Linked DNA regions of Homo sapiens: region 1 is linked to region 2. The links are chromatin loops, found by intact Hi-C in ENCODE. Cell type or tissue: natural killer cell. All regions are shown on one strand. Links, peaks and the distances in the headings refer to the core of each region. The heading gives the core; the rest is flanking DNA.

Region 1 (8,371 bases), core at 138-8,137, 530 kb after region 2:
TGATTGGACAGAAAATGCCACAAAACAGAAGCAAGGACCTCCTAATGTTTCCCTTCCACATTTCATTTCACCTATCACAGTGCCTTGGACACAACTGACATTTAATGACTATTTGTCAAAAGGTATCCTCAGCGTTTGTTTACAGGGTTTTGGTGACAAAGTCCTAGGCTCCATATCTATATCTATATTGATCTCATGACATCTGTTGAGTTTTAAGACAACAAACAAAGGAGCAGAGGGAGGAAGTGCTCAGCCTCATACAAGAAAACACATCTTCCCAACTGGAAACTATGGGCGCAGCAACTGAAGCTTCGTTGTCTTTAACAGGAACTGTGTGTGATCTAAATGTTGGTGTATCTACTTTCCCCCTTTCTTTGGATTTATCTCTTCTTTTAGTAAGATGGGCTGAAGTTCTCCAACAGAACTTCAGCCGACGTCACCTTCACTCATGGCGTTTTTGGCCTCGGCCTCGGCCTCTTATGTTTGGATTTGAGAAGACAAAAAGACTCAAGCCCCGTCTCACCGTGCCAATTTCTTTTCAATCGTTCTGCTTGGTGCTGGTGCTCTCTATGATGGCTGAGTCTCCTTAGGCTTTCCATCTGAGCCTCGCACAGACCTCACTGCTCTAGGAAACAGGATAAATGCATCATGAAATCTGTGTCTATGCTCATCTGCTGGCTGCTGTCACCATCAATCTTCAGCTTTGGCTGGGTATGAGTGGATAATGTAAAATCACCATGCTCTTAGGCCACTGTTAATATACTGAGTCATCCAAGATTCCTAGCAGGCTTCATCCTGAAGTGTTATTATCTTTCTGGCCTCTGTTCAGTGTGGATCAAAAATCACTCTTCTTTCCACACACAAGCTTGTGGATGAATGCGTCAGGTCTCTGTCACTTTCTTTATCAGCTAATTTGATACGGCATGACCGTCAGGCCACATTCCTTGTTCTGTCTTCTCAGGTGTATCAAAGCTCTTGGAATGTCTCTCCCAGTCTGGCCTTTGTTTCAAATTCTCATTATTAATATAATTTATAATGTATTTTGGCTGAACAAAGATGTTACCTGTATTTTGTCACAATTAGAGAACAATTTGTATCATTTAAAATCTATACTAGATAGCCATATTTGCTAGAAATAAATAATGTAGTTCAGGTCTAGTAGGCCTTTTGAAGATATACATTTAGGAACTGAGGCATCATTTTATTGGGATCAAAGAGAAAATGCTTTTCTAGTTTATACATCAGCAGTGGTTGGTTTACTTTATGAATTTACTTGTAACATAAGAATCCTAAGAGAATGGGACACTTTATGATATTACAAAAATTGTCTAATTATTAACCAAACTGTGTCCCCCTTTTATTTTTCTGGAGCACACAACTAAATTCCAGCCCCCCTTGCAGTATCTCTGCTCTTTACAGAGGAATGTGGGTGGAGCAGATTCTCCCACAGCCCACTCAGTTGGAGATGGCTCTCCACTGTTATCTCCAGCTCATTGAAGAAGGCTCTGAAGACATGGCAAAGGGTGGCGGCATAGGATAGAAGGCATGTGAGTCCCTGAGTGGTCATTTGGAGGAGAGCTGTATATAGTGTATATATTGCAAATGTATATATTGCAACTGATCCAAGATGCAATATATACATTTCATTATGTGAAGCTACCGAAATATTGGGCTTGTTACAGCAGCTAGCCTTCCCTTATAACCAATGACTGAAGAAAGAGAAAGAAACGCCGTAGTGCAAGTATTCAAGTTTGGGTCTTTGTGGAGGTCCTTGTTGGTTGTCATAAAGAGGGAGATTCTGGGCAGCTAGAGCTAATGTAAAGGCACTGGCTTTCTAATGGGGAGAAAGCTGAGAGTGGGGAAGCAATAAAAAGTGGTGAGAACCAAACGCTGCTTCTTGGACATTTTTGCATGGGGCTGTTTGCTGATATGAGTCTTATGTGACAACAAAGGAAGGATCAAGTTAGCTAAGACCTCAAGGGAAAGTATCCAAAGCTTACAGCTGTAAACAGCTGGAATCTTGGGTGACCACACTCAAGTTGTCAACAGTGGGTTGACACTGGAATAGGAGGGAAGAGTGACATTCTCTGAGGTGTGCTTTTCATCTTATTAACCTTTCTAGCCAGAAGAGACATATCACATGCTTAAGCAAAAAGGGGTTTGTGGGAAGAGAATTCTTAGGGTTTTATAGGGAGTTCTTAAACTAGGCTTGTCAGCCACTGGTACCACATGCTTGCCAAGGGAGTGTAAACACCTTATTATTATTTTGTTTTCTTTTTAGGGACAGGGCTCTCGCTCTGTTGCCCAGGTTGGAGTACAGTGGTGAGATCATAGCTCACTGCAACCTTGACCTCCAGTTTCAAGTAATCTTCCCTCCTTGGCATTCCAAAGTGCTAGGATTGTAGGCACATGCCACCACACTTGGCCCTTAATTTTTATTTCAAAAGACAGAAAGATACATCTTACCCTTCTAATAATGTTGGGATCATTGCACTTGGCCAGTTTTCCAGCAAAAAGCTGAACTCCAAAGCTTGCAAAAACGAGCATTAATGTCAGCAAAAGAATGGAGACCTGAAAGAAATTGATGAAATGTTAAATCTCTTGTTAAAGACTAAATATTAGGTTTGGTTTAAACAGTGACATAAATAGGACTTCTAAGATAACATTGTATAAAAATCATGGGTTTTTGATGATATATTTTAACTTCTCCACCATAGGTCACACAATTAGCCTTACTGGAAGGTCAAAAGGAGAAAATTAACAAGCTTTGAATTTTTTAAATGGAAACATGAATTTCATGTAAGAAAATGGAATAAGGTATTTTTGATATGGCTTGAACTTTTCTGACTTTAAAATCAACACCTTGATCTTTTTTATTTAATGGAACAAAGGAAAAAAATGTTTAAGTAATTATATTTTGTCTATTTTTTCCCAAATGGACATATATATATTTATTTTTTTTTCTTTTTTTTTTTTTTTTTGAGATGGAGTGCCACTCTGTCCCCCAGGGTGGAGTGCAATGGTGCAATCTCAGCTCACTGCAACCTCCACCTCCTGGGTTCAAGCAATTCTACTGCCTCAGCCTCCCGAGTAGCTGGGACTACAGGCACACGCCACCAAGCCCAGCTAATTTTTGTATTTTTAGTAGAGACAGGGTTTCATCATATTGGTCAGGCTGGTCTTGAACTCCTGACCTCAGGCAATCCACCCGCCTGGGCCTCTCAAAGTGCTGGGATTACAGGCGTGAGCCACTATGCCTGGCCTGGATTCATATTTTTATTAGCAGAGCACAAATGAGCGGGACAGTGGCTTAGCTGTCTTGTAACTGTGAAGGTGTGCGTTAGGAGAATGTTCTATGCATAGAGGAGAGGAGAGAATTCAGTCCTGAAGAGCAAATCTGTTAATTAACTCATGCTCCCTCTGCTGGCTGACTTCTTTGGTCTCAGCAGAGACGAGTGGCAGAGGGCAAAATATGGAACAAGTGAACTGCACTGGTTGAATAACCTAAACATATACCTAAGTGTACTAAAATCACACTGACCACCATTAGGGAAAGGCACAAATTCTCCTCTAAAATTTATTATTGATCAAAAGATTCATATACATTAGCAGTCAGGTGATATTTTCTTTTAATTCCAGCTGTGTGAAGAGTCACTGTTTTATGGCTTTGCATAAAGAAAACAAGAATTTTTAAACCCATCTTAAAAAAGAAATTCAGCAACTGGGAGGCTGAGGTGGGTGGATCTCCTGAGGTCAGGAGTTCAAGGGCAGCATGGGTAACATGGTGCAGCCCCGTGTCTACTAAAATACAAAAAATTAACTGGGAGTGGTGGCACATGCGTGTAGTCTCAGCTACTTGGGAGGCTGAGGCATGAGAATCTCTTGAACCCAGTAGGTGGAAGTTGCAGTGAGCTGAGATTGCGCCATTGCACTCCAGCCTGGGCGACAGAGCAAGATTCTGTCTCAAAAAAAAAGAAAAAAAAAGTCAGTAATGATATATATACCTCTAGTAACATCACAATCTATCTTTAAAATACATTTGTGTCAACTACAACTACAGCTGTTTTCTCATCACAGGTAAGTCTCTAGAAAGCAAGATACAAAACAAGCCTATGTAAATTAATTCATGCTTCTCATGCACAAGCAGACCTCATCAATAATAAAAAAAACTTTTGATCACTGTTTTGTAAGGCAAAGATCTTTCTGTAACAGATTGTGAACAATGAGCCTCTTTCTTGTTGTTTTATCTCTGACCTTGTTTTCAGAAGACCCTAAATCAATGTTTGCCCAGCTAGAAAGTACGTTTTGCCCCCTCAATCATCTTTGTAATCACTCATTACTGTAATGCTGAAGTTAATTGAAGTGGGTTATACCTATATGTTGCATTTTTAAAGTTGTTTTATGTTAACACTCCTGAGATCTAAAGACAAATTCTGTGCTATATTATTTCAGGAACACACAGAATGAGATTAGGAGCCCAAAAGCATGAATTCCTAATCCCATTTGTGGAGTACACAGTGTTGAATCTTCTTATCCTTCATTTTCAGATGGGAGGAAACTAAAACCCAGAGTAGGAATTAGAGTCAAGAGGTTAGTACCGAAAGAGTCAGCAGATAGGAACTCTTTCAAATCTCAGAGTGCTTCTCTTTAGGTGAATTAAATAAACTCATACGCCAGAAGTGCCCATGAGTAAAGTGTTTGAAGGTGCATTGTGTTTTGTTAGTGCCTCCATTACCCTCTGGCAATAACCAAAACTATTGAATTGACCTCAATAAGCAAGACTCACTTTTCCCTCATTAGCTGCATTAGAGGTGGACTACTGTGAACTGGAATCAAAGGATAATTCTCACATACCAAAAAAATTTCCTTGAAGCCGCTGAAAAGTTCTCGAACAACTTTCCTCATCTGGGGCACCAGTTTGAATATGCGCAGAGGTCTCAGGCACCGAAGGACCATTAGAAGCTGAGCTCCCGATTCAGCAGGTACATTTTGAGGCATCCAACAAAGAAATATCAAGCTCACCTAAAGGGGAACAAATGATCTCTGGAATTTATACAATTCATCCCCTACTATTTACATTTTCTGACAGCCGACTGGCCACAACTTTTCATTTAGCAGAGATTCCACTCACTGGTTGTACGTGCCATCTGTTAACTTTAAACAACAAACCTCATCTAGACTTGCTAGGTACCTCAAAGGAAAGTCATCATGTGTATGCAGGAAAGAAATGGGGGTGTCCACACCGTGTGTGTGTGTGTGTGTACACCAGTGCGTTCTGCCTCTTCTTTTAACTTACTACTCTGGAGGCTCCACTGATGTCGATCTGGCTGGAATTCCTTTTATCAAGGTTACTGCTATTTTATTAATGACCTGCAACATGCTACTTGTTAATGATCACAATTCTCCTTGTTGTCTCTGCAAAGACATTGATTTCATGCCTCCTTGGACATACAGGAAAAATAAAAAATTCTCTGAGCCCATTTCTATGGTTTTCCAGCGAGTTTTACTAGACAGTTGAATGGGCAACTGCTATAGCCAGGTATTTTATGCAATGGAATCAGGAGAGAGATACAATCACAATCACTTTAGTTTGCTTTCAGCAATAAGGGGCTCATAATCAATAACATGGTTTATATGAGGCAAACTTTTTTTTTTTAGTATAGAAGCCATAAGGTTTGTGGGATGCAAACTAGATTTGCCATGTTAGACCTTATTAATGTATGTCTCATTCATACATAAAATTGTGATTAGTGTATTTGAACAATATAACTATCCATAGATATTTATGATGCTCTTAATTTAGATTTTACATGCATGGCCCTTATTTGCATATAATGAACTACTCTAGAGTCCATTTAAGAATTCGGTTAGGGAATCTAAGCCTCTGTAACTCATACCTCTTGCGCTTATACCAAGAAATGCAGGAGATTTTACAAAACCATTACATTTTTCATTTAGGCAATAAGCAAAGACTTACAAGATATATAAATATGTCCATTACTCCACCGAAGTCCCTGATGACAGCAGTTGGAGTGAAAAATAAGCCATCTGCCATAATCTTCAGATTAAGCTCAATGCTCATGAATATCACAAACACATACTCAGCAATCTGAAACGGGCAAAAGGCAGTTTGGTTACAATGAACGGAAAAACAGCAGGTCAGTATTTTACCTCCTAGTTGTAAGCTGAGATTTTGCAGCGGTAAGCGGTACCTGCAAAGTAGGTGCATGCATGACTCTTCGAAACGGGGACTCAAACATCATGGAAATGCAAGAGCAGATGGTTACGATGATCATGACCCAGTCCAGGTAAGTGACCAATCCCAGCAAATCACTGCCAAAGACCAAACAAAATTGAGAAACATAAAGGTTCCAGGAAAGGCTTCTAAGAGTTAGAGATGATGGCTTCTGTGGCTCTATCAACATGACTGGTATTTTAAAAACATCATTCCCCAATCATCTATTTCATAGCACTATATAGCAAGAAAATAAAAGAGAATTTTAATCGTTGTATGCAGCATAAAATAGTACATGAAAACTTTAAATGTGCATGGAAAATGAAGTTGGTGATGCTTACTAAAGTTGATGGTACTTTGTATTTTTCACAGCTCCTGTGACAGGGTCTGTTTTAGATCTGTAAGAGAACACATATATAAAATTCTGCAACAAAGCAAGCATGTTTTAACTTGCTAAAAATCATATTTGCAAACATCTCATCTACCTAAAATCTCTTTTACAGCCTCTCTACAATGTCCATTATAAAATATGTTAACTGTAGGTAACTCTGGAGGTCAGAGAACATTGATGAAAGAAAAAATCCAAAGAATTTGCAGTTGATGCTTATGAAAATAAAGTTTTATATTTCTCAAAATACTTGATTTTAGACTTTGTGACTTTGTTCAGAATTTTCTGACATGGGTAGTACAAAATTAAGTTTTGACTTTCATTTAAAAACACTCATTTGAAATCTTTGCCTTAATAGTTCAAGAATGTTAGTTATTCAAGATTATTTAATTAAATACTCCATAATTTAAATAGACTTCTTCCCCCTGCATTTAACTGTGATGTGGTAGAATGATTTATTTAGAATTTCTTGGAAGGGAGAGTCGTTGTTTCTACTTTCAGGAAGCCTGTGAGCACTGTCAATGAGATTGCTTACAGTCTTTGTGTATGTGTCCCCAATTACAACAGAGTCTTCATCAATTGTATTCAACATCAGCTGCCTTGCTGATAAAAGGGAAATTACATCACACTAAGTGAAGTGGAGAATTAACCATGAGATGTTAAGGTACAGGCAGCCAACAGGATAATTCAAGATAAAAAAAACGTACTTCAAGAACTGATCAAATCAATCTCCAAAATGGCATTTTCTTCCTTTACTTTGAAAACTCATGGAAGATTTTAATAATTGTGACTCAGTTGCTTTAAATTGTGAAAGTCTTTATAGAACAGCAGAAAGAACAATAGTCTGGCAATCAAGAGAGAGCCAGGTAGTAGCTGGGTCCCTGAGCAAAGCCCTCAACTTCTGCACGCTTAAATGTCCTCCTCTGTTGAAGGAGGGGGCACACAAATGACACCGAGTGGTCCCTGAGGTCTCTTCCATCCCTGAAATGTTATAATAGTGTGTATTAGTTTCCTCGAGCTGCTGTAACAAAGTACCACTGGTGCTTAAGACTGGATGGCTCAAGCAACATAAGTTTATTTTCTCATAGTTTTGGAGGCTGGAAATCCAAGATCAAGATGCCAGCTGAGTTGGTTCTTTCTGAGGGCTGTGAGGGAAAACCCTGTTCCAGGGCTGTCTCCTTGACTTGTGGAGAGCCGTCTTCTCCCTACGTGTCTTCGCAAGGTCTTCTCTCTGTATATGTCTGTGTCCAAATGTTCTCTTAAGGAAACCAATCATATTAGATTAGGGCCCACCCTAATGATCTCATTTTAATTAACCTGTTTAAAATTCCTATTTCCAAATACAGTCACATTCTGAGGTTCTGAGGGTTTGGACTCTACCGTATGGATTTTGTGGAGGGGGAACAATTCAGTCCATAACAGATAGTGATTATCATATGCTACTAATTAATAACAAAGAAATCAATTTACTTAAACGATGGCATCAGGGACACTCCAACTACATAATGGGAACATGGAAAGTTTTCTCATTTCCTCCATGACTCTTAATGTCTTCAGAATATTTACTTAAAGGTACTGATAGGGTTTGGCTCTGCGTCCCTACCCAAATCTCATCTTGAATGGTAGCTCCCATAATTCCCACATGTTGTAGGAGGGACCCAGTCAGAGATAATTGAATCATGGGGGCGGTTCCCCCATACTGTTCTTGTGGTGGTGAATAAGTCTCATGAGATCTGATGATTTTATGA
Region 2 (8,371 bases), core at 150-8,149:
CAATCATGCCCTCCCAACAGTCCCTCAGTCTTAACTCATTCCAGCGTTAGCTCAAAAGTGAAGTCCAAAGTCTCATCTGATACAAAGCAAGTCCCCTCTGCCCATGAGCCCACAAAATCAAAATCAAGTTAGTTACTTCTTACATACAATGAAGGTACAGCCATTGGATAAATAAACCCATTCCAAATGGGATAAATTGGCCAAAACAAAGGGGCTACAGGCCCCATGCAAGTCTGAAATCCAATAGGGCAATCATTAAATCTTAAAGTTCCAAAATGATCTCCTTTGACTCCATGTTTCACATCCAGGGCATGCTGATGCAAGAGGTGGGCTCTCATGGCCTTGGGCAGCTCCGCCCCTATGGCTTTGCAGGGTACAGCCTCCCTCCCAGCTGCCTTCACAGACTGGCATTGAGTGTCTGCTGCTTTTCCAGGTGCACGGTGCAAGCCATTGGTGGTTCCACCACTCTGGAGTGTGAAGGACCCTTTTCCCACAGCTCTACTAGGCAGTGCCCCAGTGGGGACTCTGTGTGGGGGCTTCAACCCCAAATTTCCCTTCTGCACTGCCCTAGCAGAGGTTCTCTATGAGGGCTCTGCCCCTGCAGCATCGTTCTGCCTGGACATCCAGGTGCCTCTGTACATCCTCTGAAATCTAGGCAGAGGTTCCCAAACCTCAATTCTTGACCGCTATGTACCCACAGGCCCAACACCACGTGTAAGCTGCCAAGGCTTGGGGCTTGTACTCTCTGAAGCAATGGCCTGACCTTTACACTGGACCCTTTTAGCCACAGCTGGAGCTGCAGCAACTGGGAGGCAGGGGGGCACCATGTCCCGAGGCTGCATAGCGCATGTGGGCCCTGGGCCTAGCCCACAAAAGCATTTTTCCCTCCTAGGTCTCCAGGCCTGTGATGGGAGGGGCTGCTGAGAATGTCTCTGATATGCCCTGGAGACATTTTCGCCACTGTCTTGGTGATTAACATTTGGCTCTTTGTTACTTATGCAAATTTCTGCAGTGGGCTTGAATTTCTCCCCAGAAAATAAGTTTTTCTTTTCTATCACATTGTCAGGCTGCACATTTTCCAAACTTTTATGGTCTGCTTCCTCTTGAATGCTTTGCTGCTTAGAAACTTCTACCACCAGATACCCTAAATCACCTCTCTCAAGTTCAAAGTTCCACAGATCTCTAGGGCAGGGGCAAAATGCCGCCAGTCTCTTTGATAAAGCGTAACAAGAGTGACTTTTGCTCCAGTTCCCAACAAGTTCCTCGTTTCCATCTGAGACCACCTCAGCCTGGACTTTATTGTCCATGCTGCTATCAGCATTTTGGACAAAGTCATTCAACAAGTCTCTAGGAAGTTCCACACTTTCCCACACCTTCCTGTCTTCTGAGCCCTCCAAGTCTCTAAGAAGTTCCAAACTTTCCCACATTTTACTGTCTTCTTCTGAGCCCTCCAAATTGCTCCAGCCTCTGCCTGTTACCCAGTTCCAAAGTGGTTTCCACATTTTTGGGTATCCTTATAGCAGCACCCCACTCTCTGTGGTACAAATTTACTGTATTAGTCCATTCTCATACTGCTAATAAAGACATACCTGAGACTGGGTAATTTATAAAAGGAAGAGGTTTAATCGACTCGTGTTCAGCATAGCTGAGGAGGCCTCAGGAATCTTATAATCATGGCGGAAGGGGAAGCAAACATGTCCTTTTTCACATGGTGGCATCAAGGAAAATGAGTGCCCCATGAAGGGGGAAGCCCCTTATAAAACCATCAGATCTCATGAGAACTCACTATCACAAGAACAGGATGGGGGGGAACCGCTGCCATGATTCAGTTATGTCCACCTGCCCTCCCACAACATGTGGGGATTATGGGAACTACAATTCAAGATGAGATTTGGGTGGAGACACAGCCAAATTATATCAGACCTCAAATGAATCTCTGGAAGCAGTCTGGGTCCTTACCCATCCTCTAGGTTTATAAAATCCCAAGGAATGTCTCCTTCTGCCATGATTATAAGCTTCCTGAGGCCTCATCATCCATTCTGAACATGAGTCAATTAAACCTCTTTCCTTTATAAATTACCCAGTCTCAGGTATGTCTTTATTAGCAGTATGAGAAAAGACTAATACAGTAAATTTGTACCACAGAGACTGGGGTGCTGCTATAAGGATACCCAAAAACGTGGAATCTTAGGCTTAAATGCCTGCTCAGATGATGTATCGCTACTTATTTGCTCATCTAATAATTCCATATGTAAGAAAATGTTGTGATTGGCCTCCCCGAGAGATTGCTCAGTCTCCAAGAAAACGACCCCCTATGAGGACAGTTTATAGCCCTTGAGCTGTGTGAAAACACAGTGCCAGAATGGATCAAAGCTCCAGCCCAAAACACCATGGCATTAAAGAGACAGGGAAGCAGAGAGCAGTGACAACAGTCCTAGCTCTCTGCCAATCCAAAGGAAAGAAGGGAAAAAAGGGAAGATAACAGTGTCGAGGAGGATAACCTCAGATACATGGGAACTGGCACATGAGAAGCACACTTTTGTAAGTAGGGAGATTTATTTTGCAAAATCCCCCAGCAGGCAAGCCTTGGCAATACATTTCAGATGAACTCATCCAAACTGATGCTGTGTCTTCGCAAGGAAAATTGAAAAGACTGTATTTAATGCAAAGATATTACAGTTTTTCTAATGATCATATAGAAGTGCCATTCTTTGATATTGCTCTAATATCCTTCAGAACACAGATGTGTATGCTGTGCAGCAGAAGAAAGTGTGGTGTAGACAGAGAACATACTTTCTTTTTTTAGTTTTAATTTTAATTTTTGTAGAGACGGGGTCTCATTTGGCCAGGCTGGTTTCAAGCTTCTAGCCTCAAGCAATCCTGCCACTTCAGCCTCCCCAAGTGCTAGGATTATAGGCATGAGCCACTGCACGCGGCCCAGAGGACACACTTTACAACTAGATGTACTTCATTTCAAAGTCATGTAAAACCCTGCCGTGTTTCAGCTGTGTGACCTTGTTCAGGGTGTTTCATCTCTGTGAACCTCAGTTCCAATTCCCTACAAATGGGGATAATAATGCCCACCTCAAACATTGATGTATGGAGATAATGTATGTATATATACATTCTGGCCCACACATGATCTCAATAATTCTTACTCCCTCTGAGAGAAGGATAAATCACAGAACTACAAGGACTAAATAGAATATATCACAGATATAATAATGCCTTGCATATATCTTGTATCCAATAAGTCTTAACCTTTTTTAACTTACTCAAACATACAAAAAGCCATACACTAGTTATCTGGTATGGTTGACTGGTGTTCTTTATTATGAAATTTAACCTTTTGTGTGCAGGAAAAACCTGTATAAGCCCTTCTCTGCATTGGTCTGCACAGTATACTAAAAATGACATAGCTCATGCACGTTCCCAGCATCAGCCAAGGGTTGGACGCAACCCAAGTGTCCACTGACAGAGGAAGGAATAAACAAAATGTGGGGTATACACACAATGGAATATTACAGAGCCTTGAAAAGACTGAAAGGAAGGAAATTCTGACCCATCCTACAACAAGGATAAGCCTTGAGAACACTATGCGAAGCAAAATAAGCCAGTCCACAAAAAGACAAATGCTGTAAGATTCCACTTTTATGACATACCTAGAGTAGTCAAATTCATACAGACAGGAAACAGAATGGTGATTACCAGGAGCTGGGGGACGGGGAAAATGGGGAGTTGTTTAATGGATATAGAATTTTAGTTTTAAAAGATGAAAATGTTCTCAAGGTTGGTTGCACAACAATGTGAATATACTTAATACTACTGAACTGTACACTTAAAAATGGTTAAGATGGTAAAATTTATGTGTTAATGTTTAAAACATTTATTTATTTTTGTAGACAGGGTCTTGCTATGTTGCCCAGGCTGGGGTGCAGTGGCTATTCACAGGTGTGATCATAGTGCACTGCAGCCTCAAACTCCTTGCCTCAAGGTATCCTCCTGCCTCAGCCTCCAGAGTAGCTGGGACTACAGGCGTGCACCACCACACCAGGATAAAAAACATTTTTCAGATGATGTAAGCTTTTCATAAGAATGCAGAGTCCTCAAACTGATTAATGATGAACTGTGCTGCAGGTACATTTATGCATTTTGCTGCCCAGAGCTGTAGCTGTATCTAGCTTCAGGGTGTACTCTAGAACTTGCTTTCCTGAACGAATATCTGGGGTTTCTTAGGATACAGCTGCTAAAGGAAAAAAATAGAACTTGACATCTTTTGCTATATAATGGCATCTTTTATTAATACCCTTGGAGAAGCATAGGGTATTAAGGCTGGAAAAAGTTTAGAAAGTACATTTTAAAGTTGAATATGAAATCTACACTTCAATCCAACTAAAAGATTTTTCTAAGACCATATAGGTAGCAATCACAAGAAGAGTGGGAGAGAAGCGGCATCTTCCCAGTTTCCTCTACAATCCTCTTGACACCCACAGTCCACTGGACTTAGCTCTCCACAAGTCCTTACCTTTGAACGTCACTGTTTACTACACTGCCACCAGGGGGCAGCAGCTATATTAGTCTGGTATTCTAAACACCCTGGACTAAGGCCCAATACTCTTCCATTACCCCTTCCCCCATCCCATGAAATATGTGCATATATGTGCATATATGTGACTTCATTGAAACAATCTCAATAAGCCAGAAGTTTAAAAGAGACCCATATATAACTTTTTAAACAAAACAAAGACTTGAGTCCAATGGATGTAACACCCTTACTAATCCTTTACTATTTCTGATTTATTCCAATCCCAACAGATGTAATGGTCAATTAATATGTTAGGTTCTTTATTTGTTTGTTTTGAGAGATGGGGTCTCAGTATGTTTCCTAGGCTGGTCTCAAACTCCTGGGCTCAAGCAATCCACACGCCTCAGCCTCCTAAAATGCTAGGATTACAGGTGAGGGCCACTGTGCTTGGCCTAATATGTTAGTTTTAAAACAAAAACTACTCGAACACAGGATCAACAAGCAAAAAACAAATAAACCCATTAAAAATGGGCAAAGGACATGAACAGACACTTCTGAAAAGAAGACACACAAGTGGCCAACAAACATACCCAAAAAAGCTCATCTTCACTAATCAGAGAAATGAAAATCAAAACCACAATGAGATACCATCTCACACCTGTCAAGATGGCATTATCAAAAAGTCAAAAAAAAAAAAAAAACATGCTGGCGAGGCTGTGGAGAAAAGGGAATGATTATACACTGTGGAAATGTCAATTAGTTCAGCTACTGTGGAAAGCAGTTTGGAGTTTTCAGAGAACTTAAAACAGACCTACCTAGCAATCCCATTACTGGGTACACATCCAAAGGAAAATAGATCATTCTACCAAAAAGACACATGCACTCATATGTTCATTGCTGTACTATTCACAACAGCAAAGACATGGAACCAACATAGGTGTCCATCAACAATGGATTGGACAAAAAATGTGGCACATATACACCATGGACTACTACAGTCATAAAACAGAAAGAAATCATGTCCTTTGCAGCAACATGGATACAGCTGGAAGCCATAAGCTTAACTGAATTAACACGGGAGCAGAAAACCTGGCCGGGCGTGGTGGCTCATACCTGTAATCCCAGCACTTTTTGGGAGGCTGAGGCCGGTGGAATCACTTGATGTCAGGAGTTTGAGACCAGCCTGGACAACATGGCAAAACCCTGTCTCTACTAAAAATACAAAAATTAGCTGGGTGTGGTGGTGCACACCTGTAGTTCTAGCTACTCAAGAGGCTGAGGCAGAAGAATCGATTGAACCTGGGAGGCAGAGGTTGCAGTGAGCTGAGATTGCACCACTGCACTCCAGCATGGGCAACAGAGCGAGACCCCATCTCAAAAAAGAAAGAAAACCAAATACCACGTTCTCACTTATAAATGGGAGCTAAACACTGAGCACACATGGACATAAACCTGGGAGCAAGAGCCAGTGAAGATACTAGAGCAGAGAACGGAGGGAGGCAGGGGTTGAAAATGACCCACTGAGTACTATGTTCACTACCTGGGTACAATATGCTCTGTAAAAAACCTGCACAGGTACCTCCTGTATCTAAAATAAAAGCTGAACTAATAAAAAGAAATTAACAGAACTGCTTCCTCCAGAATATCATATAATATATAAATCATACTTATGTGTATTAAAAAAAAAAGAGACAGAAATCTATCCAATTTAACACTTGAAACCAAATCTTCCCTACACTTGGCCTCTGAGGTTTCAGCCACAGCAACCTCAAGAGCCCATCTGATGTCTGTCCTCAGTCTTCCTTTGTCAGCTCAGTTTTTCCTTTGTGATGTCCCTATATTAGAAAGGAAGGTCTGCCAATAGGTCGAACCCTCCAGCAACTTTTCAGAAGGAAAAACAGGGAGATTCCAGTCACAAAATAAAACCTATATGCTAACGTTCTTCCAAGTAGATGACAGGAATCTTCGTTCTGTGTCTTTTAAATACTACCACCAACTGAGAGCCTATACCATAGCAGTTAACGGGTGAGGTTTGAATTTACAGAAGGACCTCCATTAGCAATGACCTGTGTACCCAGAGACTTTCCCAGTTTCATCGTAGGGGAGGAGTGAGAGATGACAAACATTAACAGTGGCATTTTAGTAACTAATCTAGGAGTCAACTCCAGACTTTCAACCAATAGTGATCAGAGACTACTGTTCCTAAATCAGACAAAGAGATAGATGCATGATTTTTGTTTCACAAATTTCGACTTGTTTTCTTCTTTGAGCTCACCATGTTTTAATAAGGAAAAAGGTATTCAAATGCAAACTTTGACTACTGCTTCAGACACACTGGAGCAGCCCATTAAAAAAACTATGATGGGATCAGCCCAGGCAACATAGCAAGGCTCCATCTCTACAAAAAATTTAAGTTAGCAGGATGTAGGTGGTGCACAACTGTGGTCCCAGCTACTTGGGAGGCTGAGGCAGGAGGATCACTTGAGCCCAGGAGGTCGAGGCTGCTGTGAGCTGTGACTATGCCATTGCACTCCAGCCTGGGTGACATAGTGAGACCCTGTCTAAACAAACAAACAAACACTACAATGGTGTTTGCTACAGTTAAAGGGCATTCAAACAAATTACTCTCTGCTGACATCCAGTTTGTTCTCATGTAATCAACTATTCATCGACCGATCCAATCTAGCATAAAACTGATGGCAAAAGCAAACATGGCACTACTAGTTACTACTACTAATGGTCAAACAGGAATGAGATGCTCAGGAATGAAATGCATATAATGAATGGATCTTGCATTGCAAAATGCATTGTGAATTCAGTTATTATTTTGTAATACTTTGCCAAATATAATCTCTTAATTAGTGAGATTTGAGAATGACTCTTATCTATATAATATCCTGGCTTTTTCAGTATACTTACCATATTTCAATGTAAAAAATCAGAAAACCAATATTTATTTTGAAAACAGGTATATGAATTTAATCCAATAACTTGTAAGAGAATTATTAAAAACAAATTTTTGTAATCTCAAAAACCTAATAAAAATAACACATCTATTAGGATGGCTCAAATAAAGAAACACCAAATTGATAACATGAGATGCTGAGAAGGATGTGAAACAACTGGAACTCTCACCATTGCGGGTGGGAATGCAAAGCAGTACAGGCATGGTGGAAAGTGTCTTATAAAATTAAATCTAGAACTTTCTTACAAAATTATGACCCAGCAATTGCACTCCTAGGAATCTACCCTAGAAAGATGAAAACTTTTCTTCAGATAAAAACCTGTATATAAGTGCTTACAGCAGCTGTATTCAAAATCACCAAAAACTGTAAATAATCCAAATGGCCCTCCACTGTGAATGGATACATACAATGCAGTACATCCAGACGATGGCGATAAGAAAGGACATACACACAAACAAATCTCAAAGTTGTCGTCGAAGTGAAAAATCAGCCTCAAAGGTTGCATATTATATCATTTCATTTACATGACATTCTGGAAAAGGCACAACATACGAAGATGAACAAATCAAAGCTGTCAGGGTTTGAGGAAGGGGTGGGTTAGACTACAAAGGGGCAGAATGAGGGAGGGTTTGTTTTGTTTCCTGGCTTTTTGGTGATGGGACTGCTCTGTATACCGTTGGTGATGGCCAGTACAAGAATCCACACATTTTAAAGCTATTCACATTGTACAAACAAGTTGGTTTTACTGTAAACTTAATAATAATGAATGAAAGCATGAGAGCATGCAACTACTCTAAAACAGTTTAAAAATGAAAGGTAAAAGAATAAGAACACTCTGAATCAAATTAATGCCTGGCATACAAAATTATTTTTAAAAGAG

The links. Peaks named below come from ENCODE experiments on the same cell type or tissue, not always from the same donor. Only the 100,000 strongest peaks of a DNase experiment are listed, where the experiment ranks them.
Region 1: a loop joins it to region 2, with 24 times the contacts of the local background. A loop is called at or near these places in 20 of 110 quality-filtered maps.

What each region holds. Positions count from the first base shown.
Region 1 is chr13:101,098,318-101,106,688 of GRCh38, forward strand. NALCN (sodium leak channel, non-selective) reads right to left here. Exons shown (of 44, transcript NM_052867.4): 23 at 6,577-6,633; 24 at 6,213-6,333; 25 at 5,978-6,109; 26 at 4,855-5,022; 27 at 2,467-2,571. Among named protein-coding and RNA genes, the nearest start is that of LINC00411, 160 kb to the left of the region's middle. In natural killer cell, for the core only: no CTCF peak of the experiment used is centred there; a DNase peak (open chromatin) is centred at 3,444.
Region 2 is chr13:100,568,675-100,577,045 of GRCh38, forward strand. All of the region lies in intron 2 of GGACT (gamma-glutamylamine cyclotransferase), which reads right to left. Among named protein-coding and RNA genes, the nearest start is that of GGACT, 16 kb to the right of the region's middle. In natural killer cell, for the core only: CTCF peaks have their summits at 4,562 (motif pointing right) and 4,763; a DNase peak (open chromatin) is centred at 4,557.